Linked DNA regions of Homo sapiens: region 2 is linked to region 1. The links are chromatin loops, found by intact Hi-C in ENCODE. Cell type or tissue: chondrocyte. All regions are shown on one strand.

Region 1 (2,500 bases):
CCCGTAAATACTTCTGAATGAATGAATGACTCTCATAGGGTTTACCCTTCCGGTTGTGTATTCATTCATTCAACAAGCACCAACTCTTGAATATCAGTTTTTGGGCAAGCAATGGGCTTACTACTGAGAGATGTGCAATGACCATTCAGATGGGGTAACCTCATCCTGGGTCCTCTCCCACCCCTAGCCTGCACCCCTAGCTACACCCATATGCTCTGTGGAAGAGGAAGTATTAACAGTGCTGCTTCCCAAAGCCAGGGACTAGACTGTTGGGGCTGATTACTGGGGCTTTGGATAAGAGGGGAGTGGAGGGGCAGCTGCTGACAAGTTGTTCCCAGAAATTGTTCAATCATCCTGGGGTTGAACACGTCCCGACATCCCTGAAGAGCAGCATGCGGATGAGCCACGGCTCCCTGCCAGGGACAGCAGCAACATTCCACGCACAGCGCCAGGGCTGATCATCCCCAATGCAGGGCCCAAGCCCCTTTGCCACTGTGTCTTGACAGCCAGGGGGTTCTCCTTCTGCCTGGGCCCCATCACAGCCCCTTCACTTATAGGGTGTAGTAGCAGAATTGTTGGATGGAATCCAACAATTGGGTAAATAGGAGATTTTAGGGGAAATTAAATAATTGAGAGTGATTCTGCATGAATTCTCAAGAAGAATATCTTTCATACATTAAAGCAGATTTGCTCAAATGCCCTCATGTCAGAGGCAATGCCAAAAAGAGAGTGCTAATAGATTTGTAGAAATTTTATGTATTTAGATCAGGGTTTCCCTACCTCGGCACTATTGACATTTGGGGGTGAAGGGTTCTTAGTTATGGGGGCTGTCCTGAGCAATATAGACAGCATCTCTGTCCTCTGCCCACTAGATGCCAGAGCAAGCTCCCTTGCTGAGACCACCAAAAATGTCCCTGGACATTGCCAAATGTCCCCTGGGGGGCAAAATCTTCCACGGATGAGAAGCACTGATTTAGATGTATGAACCCACTGAATAAAGGATATTGATTTTGCACTTGCAATCTACAAGGCCTTGGGCCTCGGGCTTCCTGGGCTTGAATCTTTGTCTTGCCACCTCTCCTCTGTGTCTCAGTCTCCTCCCACCTGCTCCAGTAGGCGCTTTGAGGCTCAGAAGAGTGGCCACATGCAAGGGGTCCCCAGCACGCCTGACACGTGGTAAGACTCAGTGAGCACCAGTTCTGATGAACAGCCACTGGGGTGGCCATGAGTCCCTGGAGGAGGATTTATAATGCGGTGGTACAGTTCTGTTTTACAATTTCCTATAACGCACTGTCACATCTGGTGCACTGCCTTCTCTCGGTAATGACCTTTGCTGTTCTTTTTTCCACTGTTCACGTGGGCCCGGTTGTTTATGTCTCCGCTGATGCAGTACTTGGCGGTGGCCATCTCAATAAAGGGCAGAGGAAATGGAACTGACTCACCTTCTGTGCGCCCGGAATGCAAAGTGGAGGCCTGAGCTGTGGCCTCGGCGGGGCACGGAGGCCGCGATGTCCTGATTCTGTCAGCAGGGGGCAGCAGCAGCCGGGAAATTGTCTGCTGCAGGAGGGCAGAAGGGCTGCCGCCTTTTGACTTATTTGCTGCCGCCTTTATTTAAAGTTGAGCAAATCATCCCTCCAGAGCCACCCGGAGGCCCCCTTTAACAGCCCGAGATACTCCATCTGCAGAAGCCAAGAGCCGCTTTTCCAGAACGTTCCACATTAGTGCATCTCTGTCCGTTTGCTCGCCAACTGAGAATGAGAGGCTGAGACATCACCTGGGCGCCTCTCTTTGAGGCGCGGTGCTTTGATTTACATCCCAGAGCCAAGGGCTCCTGAGTCCTGCTGGAGAGTTCTTCTCGCACCTGCCGCCTTCCCTCACTGCCCCCTTTCCACACTCCACGCATAAAGCCTGGGTGGTTGTGTTCAAGGAGGGCCAAGGAATTCTGGGTGCCCCAGGCTGAAGCTATGTCAAATTCTGCTAGAGGCAAAGTTGAGTGGGTCCCTGACACTCTACCCTTTTTTCCCTTCCCCGGCCCCCACTCCATATAACACCCTGCAGCTGCGCGACACAGTGCCCTTCCCAGAACAGCCCTCCCCCGGCAGCTGCACCCACCACACTCAGGGCCCATCTTAGTTGATTCCTCACCTCATGCACTTGGAAACTTAATAGCCCAGTTTCATTCTCGCATCATACCTTGGAATACGCCGTAGACATCCTGGGTTCCATTTTCCACCCAGCGGCCAGCATCGTCCTTTACAAATCTTAATTTCGGATAGGTAATCTCACCCCAAGATTCAACATTTAAAAGAGAAAATCTACAGAGAACGTCCCCTCCGTCCCGCCCCTGACAGTTGCTTATGTACCCTTTCGGAGAGATTTTACATATATCCCAGCACAAAAGCACATACACATTCTTTTTTTTTTTTTTCCTTGGGACAGAGTCTTGCTGTTTCCCAGGCTGGAGTGCAATGGCGCAATTTCGGCTTGCTGCAATCTCCGT
Region 2 (2,500 bases), 480 kb after region 1:
AAGCCCCCTCCCCTTCCTACCCAACCAAATCCTCTTCCTACTGGACCTTGGGGTGCCCCCTCTAGGCCCTCAGCAGTCACCACTCACCCCCTCCCTTTCTTAGCCCAGTCCCAACCTTATCGTGGAAGGGTAGGAACAGAGTCCCAGCCCAGCCTGCCTGTCCACCTTCAGGCACCAAACACCCTGAGGTCTGCACCAGCCGTTGCTCTAGCCCAGCGGTCCCCAACCTTTTAGGCACTAGGGACTGGCTTCGTGGAAGACAATTTTTCCACGGATTTGGGGGGATGCTTTTGGGATGATGCAAACACATTTATTGTGCACTTTATTTCTATTATTAATTGTAATACATAATGAAATAATTACACAACTCACCATCATGTAGAATCAGTAGGACCCCTGAGCTTGTTTTCCTGCAACTAGACGGTCCCATCCGGGAGTGATGGGAGACAGTGACAGATCATCATCAGGCATTAGATTCTCATAAGGAGCCTGCAACCCAAATCCCTCGTATGCGCAGTTCACAACGGGGTTCATGCTCCCATGAGAATCTTATGCCACGGCTGATCTGACAGGAGACAGAGCTCAGGCAGTAATGCGAGCAACGAGGAGCAGCTGTAAATACAGATGAAGCTTCTCTGGGGACCCCTACGCTAGTCCACAGAGGCGGGAGAAGTGGAGCGGCTTCTCCTCTCCAAACAATGCACCCCTCCATCCCCATCTCATCTCCTCCCATGGGCAGGTCTTGGGCAAGGCTTCATTCTCACTAGAAAAATCACCCTCCCTCCCCCATGGCCTTCCGGCTCCTGCCTTTCTCCTGGAGCCCTGGACCCGGGTGTCCATCCTCCAGCTCTGGGTGGTCCAGGGGCTTCTGATGCTGGGCATCTGGACATGGAGGTTGTGGGGAAAGGTTCCTTGAATAGTCGGGGAGAAGGGTGGAGAAGATCGGCCCTTGCCAGCAAGTCCTCTGTCAGGCCAGCATCCCATGGTTAACAAGCTCGTTCTGGGTCCATTTCTCTGGGTAAATGGCAGTGTACAAATAGAAGTCCCTGCCCCCAGAGAGCTCACATTCCAGGTGGGAGACAGACAATAAACAAGCTAGCAACAAATACAATCACAGTGGCAGGTGGTGAAAGCGCCATGAAAAAATGACCAAGGAGCCTTCGCTCACACACTGGATTTCTTCTGGGCGCGAGCAGAAAAACCGGCGAATCCTGATCAAGAAGGCACCCTCTGGTGGCCATATGAGGAATAGGCCACAGTGACACCAGGGCGGACGCTGAGAGACCCGGTGGGGCCATGGCAGTGTCCAGGCAAGGGGACGGAGGCTTGGGCCAGGGAGGTGATGGTGGGAAGTGTAAGAAGTGGCTGGACGGAGAGTTGGTATTGTAGAGGCTTTAGGACTTGCTGAGGGAGTCAAGAATGATGTTGGGTTTCATTCTTAGCACCTTGGCGGATGGAGGCACCATTTAACTAGGAGGGGGTGGCCGCGGGAGGAGTGGGCTTAGAGCATCCAGGAATCAAGCTTCTGTCCTGGACATTTTGGGTGAGAAGCCTGTTGAACATGAAGCTGTTGAGTGTTTGGATAGAATATTCTGGAAAAGGGGAAGGGTCCAGGCTGGAGGCATAAGCGTGGAGTTGTCCCAACGTAGATGGCATTTGCTATTGACCGAGTGTTTACATCCCTGAGAACGTATATATTGAATTCATATGTTGAAAACTAATTCCAGCGTGATGGCATTTGAAGGAGAAGCCTTTGGGAGATGATTAGGTCATTAGGGAAGGGCCCTCGTAAGTGGGCTTGTCACCTTTATAATACAGGCCCTGAGAGCTAACTAGCCCCCTCCACCACGTGAGGATACAGTGACGAGTTCACCATCTATGAACCAGAAAGCAGGTCTCACCGGACATTGAATCTGCTGGCACCGTGGTCTTGGACTTCCCATGCTCCAGAACTCTGAGAAATGAGTTTCTGGGGTTGTTGTTTTGTTTTGTTTTTTGAGACATGGTCTCACTCTGTCGCCCAGGCTAGAGTGCAGTGGTGAGATCTCAGCTTCGTAGTATATTTTGAAATCAGGTAGGGTGATGCCTCTGGCTTTGTTCTTTTTGTTCTAGATTGCTTTGGCTACTCAGGGCCTTTTGTAGTTCCATACAACGTTTAGGGTTTTTTTTTTTTTTTTTCTGTGAAAAATGACGTTGGGATTTTGATAGGGATTGCACTGAATCTGTAGCTCTTTGGGTGCTATGGACATTTTAACAATACTGATTCTTCCATTTCATGAACACAAGATATCATTCCGTTTATTTGTGTTTTCTTCCATTTCTTTTAGGACTCCAGAGACTAAGTCAGTATTTAAAGCAGCAGGAGGCCACCCAGGGAAGGAATGCAGCTCAAGACCCCATCCACCCAGCAGCAGCAGATGGTGGTGGGAGAAAGTCTAGGGGGCAAACTCCACTTTCAGCCTCAGCAAGGACCCTCACTGAATGCTAGGGGGCTCTCTCT

What was found. A loop is a pair of places that touch in the nucleus more often than their neighbours do. Peaks named below come from ENCODE experiments on the same cell type or tissue, not always from the same donor. Only the 100,000 strongest peaks of a DNase experiment are listed, where the experiment ranks them.
Region 2: a loop joins it to region 1, with 6 times the contacts of the local background. A loop is called at or near these places in 12 of 110 quality-filtered maps.

The regions. Positions count from the first base shown.
Region 1 is chr22:36,780,679-36,783,178 of GRCh38, forward strand. No RefSeq gene overlaps it. Among named protein-coding and RNA genes, the nearest start is that of IFT27, 5.8 kb to the left of the region's middle. In chondrocyte, CTCF peaks have their summits at 1,525 (motif pointing right) and 1,732; no DNase peak of the experiment used is centred here.
Region 2 is chr22:37,259,810-37,262,309 of GRCh38, forward strand. All of the region lies in intron 2 of LOC107985576 (a long non-coding RNA gene), which reads right to left. Among named protein-coding and RNA genes, the nearest start is that of RAC2, 17 kb to the left of the region's middle. RefSeq lists an enhancer at 792-1,331. In chondrocyte, CTCF peaks have their summits at 152, 1,241 (motif pointing left) and 1,474; no DNase peak of the experiment used is centred here.